Regions from separate parts of the Mus musculus genome. Here region 1 is linked to region 2. Evidence: chromatin contacts called from ENCODE Hi-C or POLR2A ChIA-PET data. All regions are on one chromosome and are shown on one strand. Each heading gives the region's core, a stretch centred on a gene start or an enhancer-like site at or near the end of the contact. The rest is flanking DNA. Distances are from core to core; before and after follow the strand shown. Region 1 holds the start of Preb (prolactin regulatory element binding). Region 2 holds the start of Ost4 (oligosaccharyltransferase complex subunit 4 (non-catalytic)).

Region 1 (5,842 bases), core at 207-2,706, 53 kb after region 2:
GTGCTCCCGATTTCTTCTCTGCTGGAGGAGCCCCCTTTCTCTGTCGAGGTCCCTGCTCCTTGGAACCTGCAACACAAACAATTTGCCAGGAACCAGATTCCTTTGTTGTTGTTTTTTAAGACAGGGATTTGCTAGGCACCCCAGGCTAGCCTTAAATATCCTCTTGCCTCCACTCCTAAGCTCTGAGACTACAGCTGTGCACCACCTCCCTCAGATGGACCTGAGCATCTGTATTAACTAACACCAGTCCTCTAGTGACCCAAGTACAGACTTCAATGTGACCACTGCCCCACACCTAATCTCTCGTTTTTGGAGACCAAGAATTAGAGCGACTTTTTCCAAAGCTCTTCACCTGACTTCTCCGCTTTACTGCCCTTCTGTTGATGGACCTGGAAACGAAGAAGCTGACACTGGGCATCCTGTCCGGCAGCAAGAATGTCACCAGCAAGCGCCAAATTCATGGTGGCCCGTGTCTCCGTGTCATGAGAGTGCAGCAAGGAAGCGCTCAGGCACCCGTTGATCAGCTCTAGCTGCAGAAAATGCTGTGAGGGAACCAAAGTGGGCAAAGGTCAGGCCAGCCCGGAAGTCACATTAAATCCTAGTCTCTCTCAGTTGTACTTTTGCTTCCCGCACCTCCAGCTCTTATTTTTTGTTTTTTTTTGTTTTTTTGTTTCTTTGGTTGTTGTTGCTGTTGCTTAGAGCTGTATTCTCTTACTGGAGCTTCTTAATTCATACAGCAAGCAGGGTTTAGATTACTAGGTCCAGTTTACAGAAAGAAAAGAATTCCGTCTCCAGCTGCTTGAAGATGGACAAGACAATGTGCCTTCCTGGAAAAGGCCAGCGTATGAGCCCTGGACCAGCTCTCGTAATCCGGCGTGGACAGTCCTGGATTCGCAGACCTGCACAGCTTTCAGTCTAATTTTGGCTGTCTCAACCACTCTGCTCAGGTGAAACCAGCACCCGAACGGCAATCCTGGGTGCTCCCGCTAGAAATGGGTAGGGACTAAATCAGGGGTACTGCTCACCTCTGCATCCCCCGGCCACCCTGGAATCTCCCTGGGCCACGGTATAACCTGTTCTCAGTGGCCCTGCGTTCTCACCACGCCATTCTTTATGCCGGTCTTGGCAGCTCCTCCTCCGCCCGCAGCGATGAGCAGCCCAGTCTTGGGGTCTATCCGAAGCGCGTACAACGGGAACGGGGCCCGGTACAGCTCCACACCCCGGCGCCGACCCATCCCGCCCGCACGTTCACCGCCAACCCCGCGGAACCCACGACATGCCGCGCCTCGCCTCCGAAAGCTCAGGAACTTGGCGCTAGAGTTTTCCGGAAGACTGCCGACCCCTCTCAGCACTGGACTTGCCACCACTCAAACCACCGCAAGCAGCCGATCTGCGCCCGCGCGGCCGACTGGGTCTTGCAGGCGTTCAGTGCGCACGCGCCGAGCTCCTGGGCTCTCTCTGCGCAAGCGCAAGACGCCAATCCGCGTCAGCACTAGCGGGACGCGCTGTCACGGAACCCTGGCGTCGGATCCGGGTCCTAGCCCCGAATGACGATGAAGCTGCCATCTTTGTGTGGGGCGTGGGAGGTGGGGCTAGAAGAGATTACTGAAGATCAGTAAATCGAATTAAAAAGTTCTCGGACTGGGACAGTCCCCACTTCAGGAGAGATACACAGCAGACTCGTACAAGCCGGGCCTTTGTGTGTTACTCCAGGGAGGAAATGGGTTCTCCCGGGTTGTGTGGAGGACAGACACTCCAAAACAGATTCACTGCTTCCTAATATCCTAATATGAAGAAATCAGTCCCCACTTTGAGAGCATCCTCCGCGGTTGATTGGACTCTTTCTTATGGCTTGACATCCACTTCTGGAACATCGAACTCATGGGACTGGCAAGACTTGAGACTAGGCACAAAAACCCACAAAATCCCAGATAAACCGGGCTATTTGGTTACCCTACTATTTAAGTGTTTTTGGAACATGTTCACATTATAGAGATGTAAGGACCATTATTTGAATATGGTTTATATTTTAGTATTTGATGTCTTTTGCGATTCATAATGAGCCCCAGTCAACCATACATGAATTTATACTACCATGGTGTCTTTTGGACCCATATGCAGCTGAACAAACCACGTGATTAGAAGAAGCCAATTTTAGGCCCATTTACTAGCCTTCAGGGAGGAGAGAGGAACTTGACACTGAATTCAGTCACCAGTGGCCAGTATGTGCCCATATGATGAAATATTTGTTTTTAAAACAACCCTAGACAATAGGGATCAATGAGCTCCTGGGTTGGTGGTCTCATGTAGGTGCTGGATGGATGGATGGTGTGCCCAGAGAGGGCAAGGAAGTACTGCATTCTTCACCCTTTATCCTCCATGTACCTTGCCCTACACATCTCTTCCCTTCTGCTAATTCTGAGTTCTATTCTTTATGCTAGAAGAGAAATCCTAAGGAAGATGGAAGTGAGCTCTGTGTGCTGTTCTGACAACTTACCAGACTGACAGAGGAAGTCACAGGGACTTCTGCTTCCCAGCCTGTTATTTAGAAGTACAGATAGATGGTCAGGACTCAAAGCTGGAGACACTGGAAACGATCCTTTAGGATCAGTCCCTTTGATTTATGGGATCTATCCAGTGTGAACACCTGTGGGTGGGTGGTGTTAGAAATTTCGTTCCATTGTTGGACAGATACCTAGTTGGTGTCTTAGAATTGGAGATGTGTCTGAAAACACTCCATATTTGGTTTCAGAGATGTCCTAAGAAGCAGAACTTCTCACTGTGTGAATGAAAAATGACTAGGCAAACTCCAGTTCACACTGGCCGCTTCTCTTATTTTATGTCAGTTCCTGTTTGTAAAACACTGTTGAGCAAGTGAAAGGAAGGTCGCTAAGCACCTGGCAGCCAGGCTCTAATGCAGTTGTTTTGGTTTGATGGTCATTTCCTGTTGTAGATATTATCTACCACATACTCTTCCCACCCAAATTCCTCCAAGTCTAGGCAAGAACATCATGTGCTATTTCTTGTGAACATTCTACTGCAAATGGTTGTTGAGGGGATGGACAAACACTCTAACTGGGGTTGGCTAAGAAAGTTTGATCCTGATGCCTTTCCTTCCCTTTTGTTTTTGTCGGGGGGGTGGGGGGGTGGGGGTGGGGAGCGGCGTTCATGCTCTGTGGTGCACGTGCGCTCAGAGATCATCTTTCAGGGTTGATGACAACTTCCCACCTCTTTTCCTTACTGAAGTGTACGAATTTATCACTGAGCCAAGCAACTTACACTTATAGTGCTGATAAACACCCACTTGGGTTCCTAGATAAATGTGCCCAAATCTCCAGAGGTGAAAACTTCCAGCTCTACCTGGTAGGACTGCTCCTTGGCTGAGATTCAATATAAGCTGTGAACCATGATGTGTGCGTCCTTACAGATCCAGCCTGGCTGTCTGCCTGGGGCATCTCTTGTAGAGAGAGATGCCTGGTTTTGTTACCAGTTTTCATCAGCACCTTTGGCGAATAGTTGCCTTTTACTTTTGTTTATGGGCCAGAAATGACTTGATTCTGAAACTGTTGTGAGAAGTCAAGTGGTCAGCCCACAAGGGCAGAGGGAAGGACAGTTTATTTTTTTGTTTGTTTGTTTGTCTGTTTGTTTGCTTTTCTTTTTACTTGTTTTTTTCCAGACAGGGTTTCTCTGTGTAGTCCTGGCTGTACTGGAGCTCACTCCTTATCAGTCTGGTCTTCATAGAGATCCCCCTGCCTCTGCTTCCTGAGTGCAGGGATTAAAGGGACTAGGGTGTCCTCAAACTCCTAGATAGAAAGGCATATGCCACCATGCCTGGCCTGCTTTTTGTGTTTTTGTTAGTTCAGTTTTGGTTATTTGAGGCAAGGTTTCTCTGTGTATCCCTTGTTGTCCTGGAACTCCCTCTGGAGAGCAGGCTGGCATTTGAACTCACAGAGATCCACCTGCCTCTGCCTCCCACGAGCTGGGATTAAAGGCTTGAGTCACTGTGGGGTACATAGGTTGCACTACCAATCAAGCCCCAGAAATCTCAGGGATCTGAGACAGTAGGAGGGGGGTTGCCTCCTCCCAGTCTCTCATGCCTGCTCTGGAACAAGTAACCATGACCACCAACTGAGAGGGCCTTGGGCACACAGTCATGTATCATAGCACCTCTAGTTCTTCTCCATATTAATGAAGGCTCTAGATAGCCTTAGCTTTCAGCCAATGACCTTCTTGAATATTCTCACGCCTCTACCCCAAAAGGTATATAATCCCTGGTTCACCCCGGAAAAAAAGTGTATGCATCCTCATCCACTCCCAATAAAGTAATATGAACAAGCAAGGATTGTCTCAGAGAGCTGCTTCATGACCGATCACCATGGGAAAGGCCTTTGCCTAAATGAACTGCTGTGACATCATGACTCCAGAAGAAGACCCTTTCTCTTCAGCATTCTCTCCCAACTGGACCAAATCCTGCTCATCCCTGGTCCCCTTCCTGCCTGGTATGCAGACTCGCGTGAGCAGAGATGAGGACCTTGGACTCTTGTTCCTGACTTCCTCTCCAGGCAGTATACCTGCAACACCCTGGTACCCAGAGAGGAGGCCAGGAACCACAGCACTTATCCCAGACCCCACTCTCCCCTTCAGGTCTGGAGAGCAGCAGCAGAAGCAGCACACTGACCCCTGAAGGGAAACACAGGGTATGTTATTCCAGACTTTGCCTCTGGCCTTCTCTGGGCCAGCATATTGTGAATACTGGTGATGCCCTAACACCCCTGGTAGAGAGGCAGAACTTGGTACCACACACAGCCACCACCCCTGGTCTGGGCCAGAGTGTGAGGACACAGAGTACATGTGGGGAATTGGGGAGAGAGCATATGAGTGCATACATGACAGGGGTTTTAAAGATGTAGTTATTCATTTTATGTGTATGCATACTCTATCTGCATGTACACCTGCATGCCAGAAGAGGGCATGAGATCCCATTACAGATGGTTGTGAACCACCATGTGGTTGCTGAGAATAGAGCTCAAGACCTCTGAAAGAGCAGTCGGTGCTCTTAATGGCTGAGCCATCTCTCCAGCCCACAAGACAGGCTTTTAATGAAGACATTCCAGCTGGGCTATGGAGCAACACCTCAGAGACTAAGAGGATTTGCTGCCTGTCTTATTTATGTGTTTCTATTGCTGTGGTGAAACACCATGACCAGGAGCAACTTGGGGAGGGAGGGTTTAATTAGCTTACATGTCCATATTACTGCTCATCCTTGAAAGAAATCAGGGTAGGAATCTGAAGACAGGAGCTGACACAAAGGCCATCGAGGAGTCCTGTTTACTGGCGTGTTCCTCATGACTTAATCTGACTGCTTTCTCATAGAATCCAGGGTTACCAGACCAAGGAAATTCCCACCCACAGTGTGCTGAGCTCTCCCCCATTGATCACTAATTACAATGCCCTAGAGCCTTGTCTACAATGAATCTTATGGAGACATTTTCACAGCTGAGATTCCCTCCTCTCAGATGTCTATGACTGTGTCAAAATTGACTTTAAATTAGCCACACAGTGCCCTTGCAAAGAGGGCCTGAGTTGAGCTCCTAGCACCCACAATGGGCAACTCACAACCTGCTATAACATCAATTCCAAGGAACCCTTTGCCCTACACTAGTACCTGCACTTACAGTGCAAACCCACACAGAGACACACAATTAAACATAATAACCTTCAACAATAAATAAAAACACTCAGTGGTAATGGCATTGATCCATCTATTTATTTATTTTTATGAAAGAGCTGTAGTTTATTAGAAGACACTTGACCTAGGCCTTGAGAATGAAGGTTAAGAGAA
Region 2 (5,803 bases), core at 3,300-5,799:
TGCCCACTTTCTTCCCTTTCCTACCACCCAGGGCTTAGACAGGCTCCTATCTAAGCCTCGAGAAGAAACTTCTTCAGCCATCCTGCTGCTTAGCCTGGACTTCTTTTTTGAACTGCCCTATATATATATATATTCAGGCCACGTCAGACCAGGCGCTGTTCTCCTGGTACCTCACACTCCTAGCACGTGCCTTTGTACAGGAGGCTGGGACTCAATGACATGAACTGTAAAATAAAGTAACAGTTACCATACCCTGGATGACTACTCTGCACAGGCGCTGCTCTAGACTGTCAGTCCTCACACTACAGTTCAAGGCCCGAGGACTTTTCTACCTGCAAAGTGCTACTTACCCAGGTGCCCCAACTCCAAGAGCTAGGATAAAGTCGCAGGCCTTTCACCTGTCATTACTACAGATGGCATCCTATACTCTAAACTCAAAGCCACACCCAGTCCTCTTTTAGAAACCCAGTGATAAAAGGAACTAAATGGAATCATTTTTCCTTTTTTTTTTTTGAAACAGGGTTTCTCTTTGTAGATCAGGCTGGTCTCAAACCCAGCAGCCTCTGCCTCCAGAGTGCTGGAATTAAAAGCATCACCACCATGCCAGGCAGGATTGTTTCCTAGAATTGAATCCAACGTATACTGCACCAACCTATCCATTTTTAATCAGTTGTTGTACAGAATGGACTTGGGTTTTTGTTTTCTTTCTCCTTTTGAGACACGGTCTGTGTAGCTCTGGATGTCCTAGAACTCATTATGTAGACCAGTTAGTTGGCCTTGAGCTCAAAGACACCTGCCTGCCTGTCTCTGGAATGCTGGGATTAAAGGCGTGCCACTATGCCCAGCTGGACTTTACTCCTAAACAGGATTGGTGTAAGCTCTAAACTTTACAGATTGAGCTAAGCCTGAGGGTTTGAAGTTGCAGCTTCACTCCTTGGATGAGATTAGAACTTCTCACATAAGCCGGGCGTGGTGGCGCATGCCTTTAATCCCAGCACTTGGGAGGCAGAGGCAGGCGGATTTCTGAGTTCCAGGCCAGGCTGGTCTACAAAGTGAATTCCAGGACAGCCAGGGCTACACAGAGAAACCCTGTCTTGAAAAAACGAAACAAAACAAAACAACAACAAAAAGACCTTCTCACATATGACAACATCTAGAGAGGACTCGGTTGTTGCCACGGGAAGGACCTAGGGGTAAGGAGCACACAGTAGTTTAAGGAAGGATGGCACTAAACACCCTGCATGTACTAAATCACCAAAGATAAATGATTGGTTTTCAATGATGCTGAGGATCAAGGGCTACTGATAGAGCTCAGAGGTTGAGCACGGGCTCCAGCTTAGCATGAAATACTAGGTTTAATCCCCAGCACCATAAAGGGAACACAACAAGGCCAAGAAACTGATACAAGGGAAGTTACCATCCCTCGTAGTCCTACCTTGATGATCAGTCCCCTCTGTTCTCTAGGGAGCAGCTGCTCATTCTCGTCTTCAGGGGACAAGCCAGAGGCTGTCATGGTGATTGGGAAAAGCCTACTAGGGGCTGGTGCTCGGATCCCTTGCATTAGGACTCGATTGCAGGTAAAATTTTTGGGGTCTTTCCGTGTTTTTAGCATTAGCAGAACCCATCAAGACACTCTTGTGAACACTGGGGGTTGGGCTGGGGTAGGGGAATGCTCCTTCCTGATTTACAGCCTTTTATATCCAGTCTGTCAAGAGTTGCTGTGATATCTGTGTGTTAACCTTCCCAGTGGTAATCAGCTAGGTTTTTTGCTTGCTTCAGACTCCATTGTCCCTGCCAGATGCACCCCAACCACAGCCTACTAGCTTTGGCTTTCCTACCCGTCCTTAGCTTCTCCTCTCTTTCTGACCAGACCTGCCAGAGGAGAGTTTCCGCCAGGAGGGGTCCCGGATTCCCCAGGTAACACATCTGGTTACTGCTCCTAATAACACCCTACCATCACCTCCAACTCAGACAAGCTTCCCTTCCTAGTTTGACTGTAGCTAGAGGCAGAAGCTGACTGGACGGATGAAGCTTAAGCTGCTCTGGCAGGGGCGGAGGCTGAGAAAGCTGAGGGCTATCCACCAGTCCACTCCCATTTTTCTTCATAGTGCTTCTCTACCCAGCCATCTCTTAGCCATGGGATACCCATGGAAGTGAAACGCTGGGTTCTTTTGCCACCCTTAGATAAGTAAGACCCGCTATGCTGTCATAAATTGAATCTGGAGCTATAGCTGCCACCCTGTCTCATCATCTCAGTTAGGAGCAATGCTCAGGAATTCAGGGTCCCAGCACCACTGCTGACTTCTGTACCAGATTCTTAAGCCTGGAAACTCTAAAAGCAGAAAAGCCTCGTGGAAGAAGCCAACCTCTTAGTCTACCCCTGTCTACACAGGCTAGGCCCAGGTTGGGCCGGAGCTCACCGCCGACTCGCAGAGGGATGAGAGGTTCAAGCCCCACATCCCCCATCCCCCAGACCAGAGAGAGCAGTGAGCTGGAGCCGGGACCCCACTCTGCTACACCAGGGTGAGCACCGGAGTCCAGGCCTTCATTCCACCTCTCATTTCTACTATTCCTCCCCCCCATTTCAGCATTCAGGATAATCTTCTCCCTTTTCATTGATCCCAAAGACTAAATGCACTTTCATTAAGAATCTAGTCCCTGATTTTTATTGTACCATGGACTCAGTTTTCACTTCAAAGCATAACTTCTAATTAGTCTCGAGACACTGGCTAGCTGACTCTAGTGACTGGCAATGATGAACCTGCCTCTCCCTACCCAGCTTCACACTGCCCTTTTCATTTCCCAGCCCCTGGCTAACAGACCAGAAAAAGGGGGTTGTTTCCACAACCCTGATTTCCTGTCTCTTCTCTGTTGCAGGCTGCCTCAGGCCGGCCCCCCACGGCCTCGCTCTGCCCCCGCCTTTTCTCCTATTTCCTGTACTCTATCTGACTCCCCATCCCGGATTTGTTACAGCAGGGGGCTCTTGAACCAATGTGAGGTTTGTTTTGTCCCTAAATCACCACCACTCACTATTTCTCCCAGGGTCTGATAATGCCTTTACCTCCATGTCCAGGATGTAGCCCTAAGGTGAGGGAACACAGTGAAATGATACGTTAGTCCCGTCTTCCAGCTGCTGGTACCATGTGACAACCATAGCTCCTTGGAATGTCGGCCACACTGTCCAAGGCCTTGCAGAACATCACCTTAAGACAGAACAAAACAGGGACCTGCTCCCTCCCACTCCCCCACAGCACAAGATTTTGGGACCACAAAAAAATATATATCTATATATATATATCTATATTTTTGTATTGGGGGGAGGGAGTAGAAAAGAAAGCAGCCCCTATACTGGGCCCTATTCAGTGGCAGCTTCTTGCTCCATAGGGTTAAGGAAGACTTTGAGGAAATAAAAGTTGTTTGGAAAAATCCAGGTGTAGTTGCTTTGTATGCTGTGATGGGTAGGAGAGATGAAGTGAAGTGTGAAGGCCCTCACACCCTCCATCTTGCCTCAGACTATGTCCTGGAACCCTAGAAAAAAGGGGAAAGACCCGAAGTAAGGAAAATGCTGCAGCTTCCTTGCAGGGCTGGGGAGGTCCTTAAGGAGCCAGCCCCCATCTAACCCATTCCCTTTATATTATTTAAGCACACTTGGTTTCCAGACTATGCTCCCTCCCTTTTTTCTCCATGCTTTCTATTTGTAGTCAACCCATAAAACGTCTTTGGCTTCAGAACATGGAAATAAGTCTCCATCTTTCACTACCACGCCCCTCCCCCAAATTACTTAACGCCTCAGGTTCCGTGGGAAAGTGGGACTGTTAAGGGCTTGATCCCCCTATATTGGCAGTTACTGCCTTTATTTGTACTGGTCAGCGCCTCCGTGTAACCATACCCTATAACTTTGGCCTCTATCTCCTGGAAACCTCAAAATGGGGAATGAGGATGGCTCCGAAAACCCATCTTCATTCAAAGAGTAAGCCGTTTAGGGGGACTGAAGCAGAATACATCAAGGCACTGTACACAATGCGAACGAAGGAGCTCGGTTCTGGGCTATCAGGCTTGGCTCGACACTTTCTGACTTGAAGTTCCCTAAGAGTGTAGGCCCTGGATCGGCCTCACCACTCAGCTGTCCAGAGTCTGAGCGCTACTGCCCCGACCGTTACCTGGGGCGGAGAAAGCGCCACTTTCATTCCTGCTTCTTGGGGTTGTTTACTGCCACGTAGTGATAGAGGACCACAAGCAAGAAAAGCGACACGCCCAGCATGTTGGCGAAGATGGCGAGCTGCACGTCCGTGATCATCCTGTGGACAAGGGGAAGGACTGAGCCTCGATTCACGCACTCCTTGCTCTCTCACTAAGCCAGATCCTCGCCACCACGATCCAGCCTCCGCCGGGCTCGCCTATGAAACGGCGCCTGCGAGCCCCTCACCTGACCAGCTTCAGCCGACTCCGACACTACAGACGCACAAACTCGAGGTAGGCGACCTGAGCCGGAACTTCGTAGTGCTAGCTGGGGAACAACGCGGCACTTCCGGCTTCTCTACCCTGCCGTCTCGTCTGCTCCGGCGGCGCGCGCAAAAGAGCCGGTCTTAGGCGGAGCCTAGAATGGCCGTCCTGCGGCGAGGGCGGAACGGGGCGTGGTCCGCTCGGCAGGGGCGGGAATCCCGCCCGGGTCGCAGCTGGCTGCAGCTGGCGCGGCGGAATCCGCGGTTAGCTTCAGACGCTGTGGTGACAGCCTCCCTGGAGCCCAGGAGTGGGTTTAGGCGAGGGTGCAGCAGGCGGGAGGCTGGGCCTGACCTCTAGGCTCCGACCCACTTTCCTGCCCACCCTTCGCTTCCCTGCTCGACCCAGCCAGGTGCTTCCTTAGGGTCCTGCCCTCCCGGTCCCCTCCCAGGCTCGCTGGCGTGGGGATGGAATGGAAGGTGATGCAGAATAGGGACAGGATTGAGGAGGCTAGTGCCCTCACGGGTGGTAGTCTTTCTGAAACCACAATCCTACCAAAGAGGCGGACCATGACAACTTATTTGATCAGTGCCAGTTTCAGGCCAGTGTGGGGTGGGCGTCAGAATTAGGGTGGACTCTCTGATAATCAAAAACCAAACGTGGGGCCTCGGCCAAGTGGGAAATCACCCCACGGGTGTGAATGAGGGGGTAGGAAAGGAAGGGCTGGGACAAGCCAAGAGGGGTCGTAGGTTTGTGGTGAGGAAGAGAGTTGGCTGCAATAGACATTCAGACATCCGAGGGTCATTGGTGAGGGGAGCAGCACCCTGAATCTCTTCAGCCCTCTATCCAGCGAGAAGTAGGTTTCCCCCTTTTTGCTTTCTCCTTAGCTTCGCCATAAAAGGGAACGATGTAGAGCCAGACAGGGCCAGGGGCTGGACTGTTGCTCTGGAGCTGTCAGGGGTAATGGAAGCCAGTTGCCCTGCGGTAAAGGGGGGGCCTGGGCTCAGGGGAGGCCTCTGCTTCTCTGAGCCAAAGAAAACTCTACAGGAGCTGCTATAGGGCTGGAGCAGCTGGGACAGGGGACCAGATTGCCTCCTGTGTGCACAGTGAGCTGGCTTGCACTATTCCAATGTTGGTTTCTCTGGTCTCAGACTATCAGTGGTTTGTGTCCAGTTTGCTCATAAGCTCAATACTTGCCTTCAGTAGTTAGTTTACAGCTGCCTACCTCCTCCCACCATGTCCAGCCACCACCTACTGTTTCCCAGAAGTTTCATATTTAGAAATCCCGGGCCTACGTGCCCTCCACACAACATGGTTAAAGCCTCAGACGTGCTCTCCCCAGGCATTCCTCTATGAGTTTGTG

Evidence for each region. Hi-C counts contacts between places; a loop is a spot of excess contacts on that map. ChIA-PET counts read pairs that join two places held with the same protein, here RNA polymerase II (POLR2A).
Region 1: POLR2A ChIA-PET joins it to region 2 with 18 read pairs in Patski. The contact joins the promoter of Preb here to the promoter of Ost4 in region 2. A Hi-C loop is called at or near these places in 1 of 37 maps with a recorded cell type or tissue (heart). POLR2A ChIA-PET finds 5 or more read pairs at or near these places in 4 of 5 experiments (Patski and embryonic stem cell).

The regions. Positions count from the first base shown.
Region 1 is chr5:30,958,871-30,964,712 of GRCm38, forward strand. It overlaps Preb (prolactin regulatory element binding), which reads right to left and starts at 1,457. Exons shown (of 9, transcript NM_016703.3): 1 at 1,101-1,457; 2 at 353-542; 3 at 1-66. The coding sequence starts at 1,235.
Region 2 is chr5:30,903,239-30,909,041 of GRCm38, forward strand. It overlaps Ost4 (oligosaccharyltransferase complex subunit 4 (non-catalytic)), which reads right to left and starts at 4,550. Exons shown (of 3, transcript NM_024460.4): 1 at 4,427-4,550; 2 at 4,161-4,298; 3 at 3,278-3,528. The coding sequence starts at 4,297. The coding sequence ends at 4,184. It overlaps Agbl5 (ATP/GTP binding protein-like 5), which reads left to right. Exons shown (of 16, transcript NM_001374737.1): 13 at 1,465-1,577; 14 at 1,871-1,917; 15 at 2,393-2,523; 16 at 2,878-3,426. The coding sequence ends at 2,441.